Linked DNA regions of Homo sapiens: region 2 is linked to region 1. A link is a loop called in an ENCODE intact Hi-C map of the cell type or tissue named here. Cell type or tissue: gastrocnemius medialis. All regions are shown on one strand. Links, peaks and the distances in the headings refer to the core of each region. The heading gives the core; the rest is flanking DNA. Region 1 overlaps SYNPO2 (synaptopodin 2). Region 2 holds the start of LOC102723967 (a long non-coding RNA gene).

The links. A loop is a pair of places that touch in the nucleus more often than their neighbours do. Peaks named below come from ENCODE experiments on the same cell type or tissue, not always from the same donor. Only the 100,000 strongest peaks of a DNase experiment are listed, where the experiment ranks them.
Region 2: a loop joins it to region 1, with 6 times the contacts of the local background. A loop is called at or near these places in 14 of 110 quality-filtered maps.

The regions. Positions count from the first base shown.
Region 1 is chr4:119,041,177-119,049,521 of GRCh38, forward strand. All of the region lies in intron 4 of SYNPO2 (synaptopodin 2), which reads left to right. Among named protein-coding and RNA genes, the nearest start is that of SYNPO2-AS1, 61 kb to the left of the region's middle. In gastrocnemius medialis, for the core only: a CTCF peak has its summit at 979 (motif pointing right); DNase peaks (open chromatin) are centred at 945, 5,295 and 6,065; H3K4me3 peaks cover 557 bases; H3K27ac peaks cover 7,906 bases.
Region 2 is chr4:119,096,407-119,104,751 of GRCh38, forward strand. LOC102723967 (a long non-coding RNA gene) reads left to right here and starts at 3,726. Exons shown (of 3, transcript XR_001741422.1): 1 at 3,726-3,764; 2 at 3,934-4,087. RefSeq lists an enhancer at 6,928-7,222. In gastrocnemius medialis, for the core only: no CTCF peak of the experiment used is centred there; a DNase peak (open chromatin) is centred at 6,962; H3K27ac peaks cover 6,247 bases.

The DNA.
Region 1 (8,345 bases), core at 315-8,314:
GATTCTGAAAATGTTATCTGAATCCAGAATAGCTTTTGTTTCAAATGCAATTGAATTGATTTAGTCTTGCTTTCCTTTTGTGCCATTTAATTACATTTAAAAATAAAGCAAAACTAGGCCTCTTACTGTACTAAAAACCCCTTTGTTCTTTTTTCACCTAGCATATCTAACACTGATAAAGAAATGTTCACAAAACCATTTTCTAGAGCTAAGAATCTCTAAGGAATTGGTTGAACTAATATAATGTACTAATTTAAGGTTTCATTGCAATCCTTCCACAATTAGATCTTTGGTTTGGAGTTTTTTTTTTAATTCACACTCAGAGTCTGTTGGTTGTGGTTGGATTACTTATTACTGTTTAACAAATGGTGCAGATCATAATTCTTCACGTAAGTCCAATATGGGCTAGATTTTGAATTCTGCATTATGAAATACTCACTGAAATGTCACAACTCATTGTGGGTGGTATTACTGAAATAAACAGCAACACTAAATATATTACTTAGAACTTTTAATTTTAATTTTACATTGAATGAACTAATATGATTTCCTTTATATACAGCACTTTAGTATGAGCAAACTATTCCCTTCGTAGTGTAACATATAGCTTTCCACTTTTTGTTCCTAGTGTAAAATTAAGATTTCCCCACCTTAGAGATAGCCCCACCTTAGAGATTCTGATTTACTAGGTTTGGGTGGGACCTAGGAATTTGTTTTTGTAACATACAACCCAGGTGATTCTGATGCTAATGGGCTGTGAACTACACTTTGAATAACACTTTTCTAACATGCAAACCACTTAAATCAACTTTATTCTTTAAAACCCATAAATAGTTTTCCTGTTTATCCAGTCAGGGACAGCCAGACTTGTAAACTGCACCTGCTTCCACAGTCTTAGTGCCCCGTCTAAAAGGAACAGGCAGGCGCTGAAGCACTCATCTTGCCGATTTTATTTCAAACGTCCAGGAGATGGCAGCAAACTCTCCTTCCCTCTCAGTGCTTCACAGGCAGCCATTCTAAAGCTCGTTGCATTACAATTTGCTTTGAATATTCTTTTTTTAAAAAAGACAAAAGACTAAAGGGGGCCTTGAGACGTGATTTTTATCTGACCCCCTGCTTCTAATCAAGAATGAGTATAAATATTTCTAGGGATAGAATAGAATGATACAATTTTATTATCTAGAAAAGAGATTGAATTTCCTTGGCTATTTTTTCTTATCTCTGGGGAAAAAGATTGTATGACTTCCCTTGGCTGTTGGGCCCTAGACTCTGTTATCTCCAAATCCAAAATATTCTTACTAATAACTAGCTTAAATCTATCTGGCAGTAATCTAAACATTCTTATTTTGGGATCTAGGCTAATGGAAAATTTTGAAGCACTTTGAATGCTTATTAGCTTTTTAAAATGAAAATAAATACGATTATAAAATTTTCAAAAGAAAAAGGAAGTTCATGCACTTTATGCATCATAGGGAAAGAGCCCAATATTTTTGTTTAACTTTAACATTAATCTTGGCAAATAGAGTAGTATGTCAACAAAATGCAAAATCAGTCAGAGGCTGCTTATATGTTACAAGAGTGTACGGAACAAAGAAACAGGCAGACCCACTTGGTGACGGCTTTGATCCTAACAAGCACATTGTTTTCAAAACTTTGAGGCACTAAAGTTTATTTCTAAAACAGAAAAGATGGTGACGTGTTGGAAGTTCTGTGATGTGAAATATATGTTTGTACATTTACCAGTGGGAGGAGAAAAGACTAATGGGAGAGCTGGATATTATAAATGATGGGTTAATGCTGGAGCCTAGGTCACTGCACAGGTTTGATGCCATGTGGTCAATGAATGACTGATCTGTTCATTGTATTTTGTTTGTTTGGTTGGTTGTTTTTTTTCTTTTGTTTTTGTTTTGTTTTGTTTTGTTTTTAGACAGAGTCTCGCTCTGTCGCCCAGGCTAGAGTGCAGTGGCACCATCTCGGCTTACTGCCATGTTTTTTTTTGTTTTGTTTTTTGTTTTTGTTTTGGATAATTGCTTAAGAATTTAGACACACATACTACTAAAGGATCTCTCTTTTCCTCTCTTTCTCTCAAATGTGTATTGATGAGGGCCTATCCATTTTAGTCTCCCCAGAAGTTACTTTTTATCTTAGGCTAAGATTACATATCCATAGCAGTTAAGAGGGCTGATGTAGTATTTTAGCTAATTCATAATATTTTTGTAAATTCATCAATGCATTTGCATGAATTAATACTAAAAGTGAAAAAATTGTTTAACAATTGTAATAGTCAATAAATACCTAACATCAAATCAAAATGAAGGCAAACTTTGGGATGGGGAGAAGTCAGGAGAATACTAAAGAATGAGATCCTTTTAATAAATGTGTGGTCTACATGGCAAAATTTGCTGTAGTATTAACATACAATGTTATCTCAAGACAATTATACATTGCAGCTTCATGAATGCATTAAGAAAGCTATGCCGGCCAGGCGCAGTGGCTCACGCCTGTAATCCCAGCACTTTGGGAAGCTGAGGTGGGTGGATCACTTGAGGTCAGGAGTTTAAGACCAGCCTGGTCGACATGGTGAAACCCCACCTCTATTAAAAACACAAAAATTAGCTGGGCGTGGTGGCACATGCCTGTAATCCCAGGTACCCGGCAGGGTGAGGCAGGAGAATTACTTGAACCTGGGGAGCAGAGGTTGCAGTGAGCCCATATCGTACTGCTGCAGTCCAGCCTGGGTGACAGAGACAGACTCCGTCTCAAAAAAAAAAAAAAAAAAAAAAAAAAAGCTATGCAAATAAAAACCAGCTGTAATAGCAGCTATAGCCATGGGCAAAATTAAGTATTTGATCTCTAATTTCGTATGTCTGATAAGTAGACACACATTCCAATAACTCCCGAGACATCCTTTCAGTGATTAATGACAGACTACAACTATATCTGGAATTAGTGTTTTCAATGGAAGTAAATGCTGCTTATTCTGAAGAAATGTAACTGGGATACTTCTGATAAAAGATGTTTCCTAAGTTTCCCATTTGTATTTGAAAAGCACATGATCGTGACCATCATTGTATACTTCTCTTTAACCCATGTTTCTCCTCCAGCAAAACAATCACACATTTGAAAATCCCACATAGTTTATGGCATCTCCATGTCTCTAAAATGAAATGACATACATGAAATTATTGTGTAAATTCCCTCAAACAGGAAAGATATCATTAAATAAAACTTATCACTTGGACCAGAGATGTGATAAAGGAATTGAGCATAATTTTTTTCTATTCTGTGCTTAAGAAAACAAGCTGTTGATGCCTTTCCTGATGAAGAGCTGGATTTATGATTCCTAATTTTATTTTTATTTATTTTATTTTTGAGATGGAGTCTCACTCTGTCGCCCAGGCTGGAGTGCAGTGGCGTGATCTCAGCTCACTGCAACCTCCACCTCCCAAGTTCAAGTGATTAAGATTCCTAATTTTAAACCTCACTCTGGGGTCATGTTTTTGACCAGGAAAACATAAATATGATAGGGAGTAAATCTTACATTTCTCAAAGAACAGTAGGTTAAACAATTTCCCCAGGGCCCAGGATATTAATCAAAGGTTCCATTTAATAAGCTTAGAAACATAGTGGACAGAAAAGCAGTTACAAAGGCCAACTCAGTCATTTTCCTCATCCTGTATTCTCCACATCTTTGTGAAATTATGTTGTCACACACTGTATAGTTGCTGTGTCTTCGTCATTGCCATTAACTCGCTTTGAATTGTCAGAGATTTTTAATGTAATTAGAAGTCGTGACAGAGGATGCTTCTAAACACATCAGTGGGAAGTTTTGGGAATGTTATTGTGCAGAGGCCAAATCAAGTTTGTTACATGGTATGCACACATTTCTTAAGAATCCTTGTTGTTAACATCATAACTGATAAGATTTTTCTCTAAAAAAGCAAAAGGCATTTTAATTGGGAAATAATTTTGCTTAAGGGCTATTAGCTCCACTTCAAATAGCAGTCACATAATTATAACTGAATACAATACAAAACATGTTAGTTTTCTGTACTGATAATCATTACTCTCATAATAAATTAAGTGCTTACCATGTGCCAGGTACCAACATTTTTCTCTACAAAAACTTCCCACATGCTGGATGCAGTGGCTCACTGGAAGCAACTTGAGAGCCTGAGGTGAGAGGATGTCTTGAGCCCGGGAGGTTAAGGCTGCAATGAGCTATGATAACACCACTGCTCTCTAGCCGGGGTGATAGAGCAAGACCCTGTCTCAAAAAAACAAAAACCCAAAAAACTCCCACAAGGTCAAAAGATTGTTTATTTTAAACAAGATCAACATTCTTTGTTTATTATGAAAATTACTTGTTTCTCCATAGAAACTGACGAAGTCTGAACTTTTTATATATACTATTCACTTTTTCTACCGTGGGAATCTAAATGAATGACGTTTACTATTTAAATCTTTTGAGGAAAGAGAGAACTTCAGAAAATATTTTGAAATGTGTTTAACATTTATTTTTTATGTTTGAACCAATTAAACTAGACTTTTATGAAAATAAACTTAAATAAGGCTGTTCCTCAAGAATTATAAAAAATTAAAACAGCAATCCCAACTACTTAAATAGAACACAGTCTATATTAATACAAGTATTGTCACAGGCTCTAACTTGTAGAGTGACATACTTCTTTTTTGAGAATAAAGAAAGGTAAGAGGGTAAAAATTGCTGGTATAGTAGTTTTTTCTGTTAACAGAGTTAATGCCTTAACATACATTATTTAAATAAAATTTTATTACCTATAGCTTTACTTCTCCAACTTCCCTATACAAGCCAGTATGTGCTTGTATAGGGAAAATTACCAATTTAGGGTAATATTAGGGTAAATTACCTAATTTACATGCCTCACTTTCCTTATTTGCAAAATGGAGGCCATAAGGTTGTTGAGAGGATTAATTGAGGTAACAAATACAGTGTTTAGAACTGTAGCTAGTACATAGTAAAAGTTTTGTACATTTTAGTTATTATTATCATTGCTTCAAAGATGAAAGAGACAACAAAAGTATATGCACACATTCCTCCTTCATGTTGGTCTTCTCGACCTTAAACTGTGTATCATTACTTTTATTCTTTTATAACAGAAGGTTTAAAAAAAATCAAGAAGTGTATATTTTGGCCCACTTAGACCTAGCAGGAAGATGAGGTCAGTGGCAATGTTTCTGGCCAACCCAGCTGCCTGCATTCTGATGACAGGAGGGCAGCCGGGGTTGGCACAGCAGCCTCGGAGGCGTGCACTGCTAATGCCACTTCAAAGGCAAGTCTCCCTCCTATTTTTGTCCTGGGTCAGCAGCCTGCCTATGCAGTTGCCTCTTGAACAAAAGGTCCTGCCAGGTCTCTGACACCTTTAGGGCCACACAGTCTCTTCCCACAATAACAAAAATAATCACCATTTGTTGAGCTACATGGCATTCCATTTATAAACACAATCTTTACTCTGCCCATAATCTTGAAACTGTAGCCAGCAATACTCCCATCTTACAATTAAGGAAAATAAGACTGGGAGAAGTTGAATTGCGTGGATAACAAAAGACAAAGGCAGAACTTTCAGGTCAATGTGACATCCAAGTTTCCATTCCTTCCAATATAAGATGCTGGCCTCCATTGTCATTTACAAGCCTTACGCTTTCTCACAAACAGATTTCCTAGAAGCAGAAAGTAAAACTTTTTGTTTAAAAGTCTGTTGTTTTGGAAGAGAAAATTTAATCTAAAAGTTAATCTAAGATGACTGGTGAGTAACAGAACCAAGATGATATGCTACATACAAGACCCTATCTCTTATTTTGATGTCAGAGTATGTCCATTGCATTCATGAAACTATTTATTTTGTTTATTTATTTTTTTTTTAGATGAAGTTTCACTCTTGTTGCCCAGGCTAGAGTGCAATGGCACAATCTCAGCTCACTGCAACCTCTGCCTCCCGGGTTCCAGCGATTCTCTTGCTTTAGCTTCCCAAGCAGCTGAGATTACAGGCATGAGCCACCATGCCCGACTAATTTTGTATTTTTAGCAGAGACAGGGTTTCACCATGTTGGCCAGGCTGATCATGAACTCCTTACCTCAGATGATCCACCCACTCGACTTCCCAAAGTGCTGGGATTACAGGCGTAAGCCACTGTGCCCAGCCCATGAAACTATTTAAACAACATGTGATTACTTGGCCACTTTTCTATTCAAAAATATGGTTTATTAGTCCTGATTATGTGCCCTTCTTGGCAGACAGAATGATACTGTGTACTTCTGCTGAAAGAAATAGAAACTCTCTTCCATTTTCTAGATAAGAGAGTCCTAAAACAGAATTTCCAAAAACTCCAGTTAGTGGAGGTAAACTTAAAATCCTCTTTAAGAAGGCAAGTGTTAGGGAATGAGGAAAAGACTATTTTATTGAGACTAGAACAAAATGACCTTCAAAGTGTTTTTATCCTCTAACTTCAAGCTTGATTGTATCTAAACCACCTCAAGGGAGCGTTTGTTTTATATTTAAAGACCTTTAGGTAAAGGGATTCTATATCTCTATGCAGAAATTTTTTCCAGTGTTGAACTGTTTCTACTGTCAAGAAAATTTTCACTGAGGGCTCATTAGAGCTGGGAGGGACTCTAGGAGATTAGTTAGTAGAGGCTGCCATTTCCTAACACGTACTTGCAGTCTCATGATAAACGGTAAATCAACTTTCAGCTTGCTCTTCTTCAACCCTAACTAATTCCAATCTCTTTTATCGTTTTCTTCTTAGGTCTGATTTATTTAATCTTGCAAATGTATTTCAGGTTCTCTTTAGGGTTTATGCATAATTTTCTAAGACTTTTCTCAATTGTGAAATCAAAGCCGTTTGAAACTCTTAAACTTCCACTGACCTGAATGCAAATCATTTATTTGAACCTTAAAAATCTTCCACCTGTTTAGAAAAATTGGTTTGTTCATAAATATTGACTAGTCCTGTCTGTCTTGTTGAACATGACTTGGGGTGCATATTGGTTTGCATATATTGAAGGTGGTGGGGATAGTTCTGTTTGTGTCCCTTGTCACATGTAACTGATGTGTGAGAGGGGCTACATCTTGTGAACTGACGTAAAATTCTGGTGAAGATAACCACATTTTCAGTTTATGACAGCCTGATGTAGAAATTATCATTCATTCAACAAATATTTACTAAGCACCTACTATTCTGGTGCCAAGTACTGTTCTAGGGAAGCCTTAAGGAAACAAAAACCTTTACCCTTAGATGGACCTTAATTTCTAGTGGAGAGAGAAAAATAAACAAATGATTAAGTAGAATATTTATTATGTTAGATGAGTGTAAGTCTAAGGGAAGGATTAAAGCAGGGGAGAAAGGTAAGGAATTTTGAGAGAGGGAGGGAATTGCCAAGCTGAGTGATCATGTAATATTTGAGTAAGTCCTGAAGAAAACAAGGTAGGAGTCATGCTGGTACCTGGGGTGAGCAAGTACAAAAATCCAGAGGATTGGAAAGTACAAAAATCCTGAGGCATGAGTGTACCTGGTGTGTTCAAGGTTCAAGGCCAGTGTGGCTGGAGGAAAGGGAGAGGAAGAGAACATGAAGAAGATGAAGTCAGATAATGCAAGGAGCTAGTTGGCAGATTTTGTGGGGTCTTGTAGGTCAATGAAAGGACTTTGGTTTTTCCTTTTTTGAAATGAAAAGCCATGGGAAGTTTTTAAACAGTAGACTGAATAACATAATCTGACTTGAGTTTTAACTGGGTAGTTTTGGCTAGCATATTAAGAATAAACTAAAGGAAGCAAGAATGAAACTAGGGAAATCAATTAGGAGACAGTAGCAATAATCCAGGTGAGAATTTGTGATAGCTTAGTCCAGGATGCTACCAGTGGAGGTTGAGAAGACTTGGTCAGATAGTGGATGTATTTTGAAGTCAGTGCTGACAGATCAGGTGTGGAGTGTGAGATGGAGAGCAGTCAACACTGATTCCCAAAATTTCAACTTGAGCAAATGGAAAAATGGAGAATATCTGTGGTTTCTTCTATTTGTGTATCCCTTCTAGGACCTCTGCTTTTCAGAAATTCTAATCCATGATTAAAAAGGCAAAAGAAATACTTTTTATTCCTCTTCACTTTTCTTGGACCTCCCAGAATCTGTGTATGATAAAGTATATGTTTGTGATGATCATTTACTGATCATGTGTTTAAGAGAGAAAAGAGTCAAAGGAATTGAAATCATATTTATCAGTTGACGCCCCTTTCCCTACAGTGCATGTGTAAGCAGGGTTTCAGCCAAGAGAATTGTATCACTTTCAAGGTTTATGGTATAAAATAGTTTA
Region 2 (8,345 bases), core at 155-8,154, 55 kb after region 1:
TGCTGCAATGAATTTCTTTCTTTATTTCATTTGCTTGCTTATTATTCTTATTCCTTCTACATAAAACGAACAAACAAAACAAAACAAAAGCACAAGCTCTGGTGGCAAATAGACACGGATGTGAAACCCAATTTCACCACTGCTAGCTTTATGATCGTGAAAAATTAGTCTTTTAGTTTCAGTTTCTTACCTATAATACTTACATCCATATCATAGGATTGTCAAAGAATTAACTGGTACATATCAAGGCCTCCTGGTACATAGTAGGATGTTGGTAAATATGAAACCTATTAAATCTCTTTTTTCTCTTACCCCTTTCTCATAACTCCCATTATTACAGCCTCAAAATGCTTACCACCTGATTATTCAGTACACGAGCTGCTTCTCATATTTTCTTTTTATCTTGGTATTCTACAGTTTCACAATGATATAGTTAGGTATAGATTTGTTCTATAGATTTATTCATCCTGTTTGGGCTTCTGCAAGCATCCTGATTTTGTAGGTTGGTGTCTTTTATTAGATCAGCCATTATCTTTTTAGAAACTGCTGCTGTCTATTGTCTCTGTCTTCTGCAACACTGATTAGATTTATGTTAGTGACTCTTCATACTAGTCTCCAAGTCTCTTAACCTCTCCTTTATTCTTTCCTTTTCTTTTCTTTTATTCATTGAACTTCATTTTGGATAGTATCTTCAGAGCTACTATATTCTTTTGTGAGCTGTGTCTAATCCACTATTCAATCCATACATGTATTGTGTGTGTGTGCATGTGTGTGTGTATGTATGTGTGTGTGTGTGTGTGTGTATGTATCTATCTATCTATCTATCTATCTATCTATCTATATATATATATATATATATATATATATGCAATGAGCTGCTCATTTTGGGAGGGCTCTGTTAATGAAAACTCTTTAAGACCTGGGGAAAAGATGGGTTCCAATAGAAGGGATTTTCATTTGTTTCTGTCACGTGTCTTTACATTATCAGCCTAAGATCACTTGAAACTAACTCTTGGCTTAAGATTTTTCAAGCCACCACAGGTAATGGTAATTCTGTCTTCAAATACATATGAAAGTTAGTTTATGGTTAGACATTCTCAGGGGATTTTTTTCTCAACTCTGCTTATTACTAAGGTTTAATACAGGCAGTTTTCCTTGAAATACCTAGAGAGGGGCAATGTGCACAGGACATGCATGTTTATTGGTAGTTCACCTTGTATATCACTAAGGATATAGTTCTCTAGTGTCTTTACTTTATAGAGGGTGTGTATCTTATTAAGCTTCCCATACTAGGCAAGCCCTAGACTTTGTTTTCCATCCCCATAAAACTGCAAAGATATACAAACTAAAGTTCAAGTTCATTCTGCGGCAGGAAATACTCTCAGAAGATGTATTCTGATATTTGGCTTACCTCTCTAGGTCCCCACCTTCATTTAATTTATAGCCTGCATGTTCTAGCTCATGGACACAATTCATTTTTTTTCAATTTGCATTTTAAGTTGTTTTAGCAATAGGCTTAGTTTGAGCACCCAATACACCAGGTTACCCTTTGTAGTTTGTGCAGTCTGATATTGGGTCAAGTTGCCGGATCACCTTGCTTGGTGATCAGCCTACTACAAAGTCACAGTATTTAAATCATTATGCTGAGATGTATATGTCAATGAGGTAGTTGCATTATCTTTCTCCACTTTTTTTCTGTAACATTGCTGTACATCATAACGTTGTAAACACTGCTGTAGAAGAAAGAGAAATAAAGAAGATAAAGTTAACAAAGAATCCAAATTTGGATCTCTTAAAGGCTGGACTGTTTTCTTTGCCTTTCCCTGATTAGGACTCTGCTGAGTTGGCCTTCACATTAGGAAAATTGATTATTTACAAATGTTTGAACATTTTCTCACTGACCCCATGGTTGGGTGTGCCTTTGGGATAACAAAAGATGAACAAGCTAAATAGATGTAATTTTATCCTTCTTTTGAAGGAAATGTTGAAAGAAAGCAATACAAAAGAGAAGTAGAAATTTATACCTGGATTTCAGCATGTGAATTTGTTTCCATACACACACTCCAGAGGCCTAAAATAGAGTCTGAGACAATTAATGCTGGAAGGGAAAAGAGATTCCCCAATTCAACCCTGTCCTCTTAGTGATGAGGAAACCAAGTCTCAGAGAAGTTACATGACTTGTTTAACATCGCAAAATAGAACCATTTTTCAGGACTGGATCTCCTGATTCCAAGGAACTGATTTCTTTCAAAGATAGCATGCTCTCATGTAAAATGCAGGTTCCATTTCACCAAAAAATAATGAATATATTTAATAAAGTTAGTAGATTTAGTAAATTTAGTTTATCTTTTGTAGTATACAGAAATTTATGTGAAATAAGAATAAAGAATTTATTGGAACTCAAAAATGAAACAAAAGCAACTGTGAAAATTAATCCTTTCCATTATGCAGTGTAGGATTAATCTTTTAACTCTCCACTATCTTAGTTGTCTTTGCCAGCTCGGTAATTAGAAAACTAAGATACATCGATGGCACTTAGGGCTGCCATAATTAGTAAAGATAAAACTTTTATTATTTACATATATTGCATTTTGAAATAAACTAAGAAATTTGTTTAGACATTTAGAAATAAATATCCTCATCAGGAATGTCTTCTCTGCCATCATCACTAATTATAAGACCCAAGTACATTATCACTAAGGAGCTATATAGCACTCTCTCAGTGAGGCTGAAGGTTGAAAGTGAACTGGAAACCTGCTAGGAGTAAACCTCAGAATTCAGTGAAATAAATGAAGTCAGAACTAGAGACAGAGAGAAGCATCAAATATCCTCTTCATTACTCATGATAAGGCAGCAGCAAATCACACTGACCTAGGAACCATGAAGTTCTCTTGGTATTAAAACCACTCACAAAAATGACCTTATCAGGACATCTCTGACAGGTCAGTGTTGATGCATCCACTAATAGCACAGGAATAACTGTTTATTCAGAGCCACATGTTTTTATTTTTATCTGATATTATGCAATTTTGAATTTCCCTCAAAGGGAGCAGTAATAACCCACACTTGAGATTATTTTTGGACACATTAGAGCTTTAACCTCCTATTTTAAAAACAGAATCCAAGATTCCAATAGATAACCCAGGCTCTCTCTTGCCAGTACATTCCAGTCTCCACAGGTTCACAGAATTTTTAGTCACCTGGGAATAATCAGATCCAGATGAGATTTTTATTTATTTTCTTTTGTTTTAAGTAAGGACACTGAAAGTTCACTTATCTAGTATAGGGTTTTGTTTCACATCTGCAAGAGATCAAAGTTAGTATGGGAAGTATCTCCGGCATGGGTAAGTTGTGAAATCAAAAGAACTGCATGTGCCAGTTGAGTTTAGTTTTTGGATAAAGTCTCATGAGCAAAAACTGAAGACAGGGTAAACATATTATATATCAATAATAAAAAATGCCCATCAACACAACATAAAAGGGGATTACTCTATAGAAATCAAACTTCATGTGGTAAAAGAAATGTTAAAATTATTAGCAAAAATTGCCAAGAGTACCTATTAAAAGAAATATCATTTCTCTCTTGACAGTCTTCTCTCCAAAATGAACTCAACAATGCAGACACTAGCAAAGAAAAAATGAACACTTCTTTAAAAATCATGCTTTAAGTTCTGGGATACATGTGCAGAACGTGCAGGTCTGTTACACAGGTATACACGCGCCATGGTGGTTTGCTGCACCCATCAACCCATCATCTACATTAGGTATTTCTCCTAATGCTATCCCTCCCCTAGCCCCCTCCCCCGACAGGCCCCTGTGTGTGATGTTCCCCTCCCTATGTCCATGTGTTCCCATTGATGAACACATTTTTAATACTATTGCCAAAGGAAAAATTTCTCTAACTTAAGCTTCGTATTTCCAAAATTTGTTTAGCAATTTTTAGGACTTTTCCTCCTGTTGGAAATTTGATGAGCATGAAGAAAAAGCTTAATGGAAGAAACAAATCCGAGGAGAGAGTTTATGGAAAATGGAGAAAGGACAATGAGAACCGACAAAGATTGAATAAGAGAGAGTAAAGAACAAGATGGTGACGTAGACTACTTATTCATTCTTTCTTTTTTCCTTTCTGCCGCAAGTATTTGTTAAGCTTTGCTAAGTGCCAGGTATTCTTCTAGGCACTGGAGATATAGCAGGGAACAAAACAAAGCACTTTCCTTTGTAAGATTTATATTTTAGTGTAGGGGCTGGCCAACTTTTTCTATAACAAGCCAAATAGTAAGTATTTTAGGCTTTGAGGGCCATGCAGTCCCCATTAGGACGTCTGAACTCTGCCATTGTAATGCAAAAGTTGTCACAGAAAGACAAACATGTGGCCATGACTGTGTTCCAATAAAACTTTATTTACTGAAACACATGACAGGCCAATTTGTCCTGTAAGCCATAGTTTGTGGAGTGCAAAGGAAAGAAGGAAGTCCAGGATGACTTCAAAGATTCTTGCTTAAGCAACTTAGTGACCATGACAATAAACAGTTTCCATGGAGCAGTACAGAGAAACTGAAGAAAGCAAGTGTAGACAAATTTTTATGTTAAAAGGGAGCAAAGAAAAGGACCACAGAAGGTGTTTTATTGTGCTTGTCTCTATTTGCAAGGTATTTTGCTTTTGTTTGATGTGAGAAAAAAAGCATAGCATGTTTCTATGATGATGGAAAAACTCCAGTAGAAAACAGGGCTGGGTGCAGTGGTTCATGCCTGTAATCCTAACACTTTGGGAGGACGAGGCAGGCGGATCACCTGAGGTCAGGAGTTCAAGACCAGCCTGGCTAACATGGTGAAATCCCTGTCTCTACTACTAAAAATACACAAATTAGCCCGGCATGGTGGTGGGCGCCTGTAGTCTCAGCTACTCGGGGGTTTGAGACAGGAGAATCACTTACCCAGTAGGCGGAGGTTGCAGCCAGGGCTACACAGCGAGACTCCATCAGGAAGAAAGAAAGAAAAGAAAGAAAGAAAGAGAGAGAGAGGAAAGAAAGAAAGAAAGAAAGAAAGAAAGAAAGAAAGAAAGAGAAAGAAAGAAAAGAAAAGAAAGAAAAAAAAGAAGGAAGGAAGGAAGAAAGGAAGGAAAAAACAACAGCAATGGAGAAAAAGAGAGGATAACTGCAGGAAGAAAGTCCATGGACCTAGAGCAGTGGCTCACACCTATAATCCTGGCGCTTTGGAAGGCCTAGGTGGCCAGACTTCTTGAACCCAGGAGTTTGAGACCAGCCTGGGCAACATAGGGAGACTCTGTCTCTACAAAAAATACAAAAATTAGCCAGGCATGGTGGCACATGCCTGTAGTCCCAGCTACTTAGGAGGCTGAGGTGGGAGGATCACTTGAGCCCAGGAGATAGTGGCTGCAGTGAGCCGTAATTGTGCCATTTCATTCCTGCCTGGGTGACAGAGTGAGACCCTGTCTCAAAAAAAAGAAAAAAAAATGGACAATTCACCTCTTGTAATAGGAAAGAGGGCAAAACATAAAGTTACAGATGCAAGTAAGTTGTCATGTATGGTTGGGGGAATGTGGATTGCTGACGGGAAGTGATGATGAGACAGAATTAAACTGACTACAGTTACCCTCTTGGTCTTTTTCTGTTTTCTACTCTCTGAAGACAATAAATATAATAACTATCATGGGCAGATAAGAACACCACAGCAGAAAATGATTTTTAGAGGAGGTGAGAGATGTCATTGGAGTGGGGGTGGGAGTACATTCCAAGAGTGACTAGTAGAGGGAGCAACCACTTTGACGAATATCATATGACCTGAGCATAAGAACGAAAATCACATTGCTGGACTGAGGGCCTGTATTCTGATGTGCAATGACTGTCATTATGTAAGGAAAGTAGGAAGTGATCAGAAGAATTTAGAAAATCTTATTAAAAGTTGAAATTATATTTAATAAGCAATATTGCTGATCCATGGGGCCCCTGTAAGGTTCTGTGAAGGGGAAGCGAAAGAAGATACTTAAGAAAGATAAAGCTTCCTATTAGTATTGGCTGTATTAAAAGACACCAACAAAGTGGTCTGTTGTTCCAGTCCAACTGGGGTCATCGCTGGCTTGTCTCAAGAAAGATATCAAAGTATAAGTCAACAAGGCTAATTTTATGTAATCACAGCTCACAGAAAAAAATTGTGATGGAAACAACTACTATACAGAAATTATATGGTAGATAGAATTAGGAATAGACAGAGAAAAACAAAGTTGACAAAAGAATCATCAATGTATAATGTAGAATTAATTTCAAAGCTCTAAAGCCCTGCAAATAAAAACATGTTTCATGAGAAATGAACTCTAGAAATCATTCATGTCCAGACAACAGTGATACCTGTGTGAGTCAGAACTAACCGTGCCTATCCTGAAATACTACATTATACCAAGTGAATGGGTAATGGTTGTAAGCTATGTTTCAAAACAAGAGGGCAGTGGGGCACATTGTCCCCATTCCTTATACCCACACCTCAACTCATGACTACCTGAAGTTCAAAGACTTCGTCCTTCAGGAACAATAAACTTTGTTTGTTTTTTGAGATGGAGTCTGGCTCTGCCACCCAGGCTGGAGTGCAGTGGCGCAATCTCGGCTCACTGCAACCTCCGCCTCCCAGGTTCAAGCGATTCTCCTGCCTCAGCCTCCTGAGTAGCTGGGATTACAGGCGCCCACCACCATGCCCAGTTAATTTTTACAATAAACTCTTAGGGCAAAATTTGTTCAAAGAAATTAGCAATCAACATGTAATCTTCGCTTTTAGATTTAACATCTCAAAATAAAACTCTGAGGCTTATATGCCAACCATCAAAACAAATCCTCATTCAAGTTGATGTATCTCGGAGCAGAGTGGTGGTCACACTCAAGGGCAAACCCATCTGGCCTTCACAAAAAGCCCATAGTTTTGAAAAGGCATCAATAAAGAAGGGGCAGATGGAGCTGCCAGCGCACACCACACTTGTATCCAGGAAGTTCCTTGCTCTCTTTTTGGCTGAGTAAATGACTCACTGTTGTAATCTTGAGTAAGTCACTTAAATTCCAAGCATTCAACTTCCTTCCATCCACTAACAATGACCTAATACTAAACATGCTTGAAAAATGATGTAAGACCATTTCCTCTCCATTACCAGCAGCTAAGAGTAACAGATGACTAAGGAAAAAAAAAAAAAGGAATGATCCATAAAGCAAAAGTAATTCACCCTTTATTATAAAACCACTCCCACTAAGTTAGGAGTATTTTTCCTAGGAATGTTTTTGAGCTATTTCAACATGGGTACTGGGATAGCTAATTCAAGAGCTAGGGTTCAGCTTTTTTCACAAAAACAGATTTTCAAACTATGATCTGTTGTCTAGGTGAGAACGAGTGTGCCAGTGTCTTTTAAAAAGTGTTTTATACTGTGTGTCCATGAACTTGTATCCTAATCTTCTAGTTTAATTCAAAAATGCTCACCAAATATAATAAAAGTTTATAGCTTTAGTTCAGAAGCAAATAGTAATTAGAAAGAATGAAGGCTTTAGCCAGTTCACTTTTGTACAATATAAAATGCAGATTAAATTTTTTTTTTTCAAAAAAACCCACAAAGGAAAAACTATAATATGGGGGTTAGGTATGTAGATTTAGCCAACACACCTAGCTTCAAATCTTGGGTCTGTTTACTAGCTCTAGGTTGAGGGAAAGCTTCTTAATTGCTCTAAGTTTTAGACTTTTCATTTGCAAAATGTGGATAGTAATGCCTGATCCATGCATATTGCTGTGAACATTAAGCAAGAAAAAATATACATATAAAAGTTATGCATAAGGTATATATGTAGCAATTAATGCAGTCTGATGCATAATTAATAATTGGGTTTTATAAGTGAGGAAAAAGTTGACCTGTGTAATACAGTAGTTTAATTTTATTCATTTAGTTTTCAGCTATTCAGAGCCTTTATTAAGTTCTTCTTTAGAAAGAAGTAATTTCTCAAATTCTTCAAAATCATCCACCAGGTTTAGAGCAGACATTACACACAATGTTTTGCTTCTCTTTGGTGACCAATGTGACTTCTACAACAAATTCTATTTCTTATCTCTGTGTTATTTCAGATATTTAAGTAATTTAATATTTCAAATATTACTTAAAACTTCCAGTTATTCTTGGGGATTATTTGCATGTCAGACATCAACATGTAGATCATTGCTTTGTTAAGTAGTATCTTGAAATCTAACTGTTTAGCAAAGTAGAAAGACCATAGGAAAAATAGTAATAAAAAAACAGAGGGAATAATCCTTCCCTTCCTCAGCCCTAGAGTATAAATGATTAAGCATCATAATTGCAGGGTTCT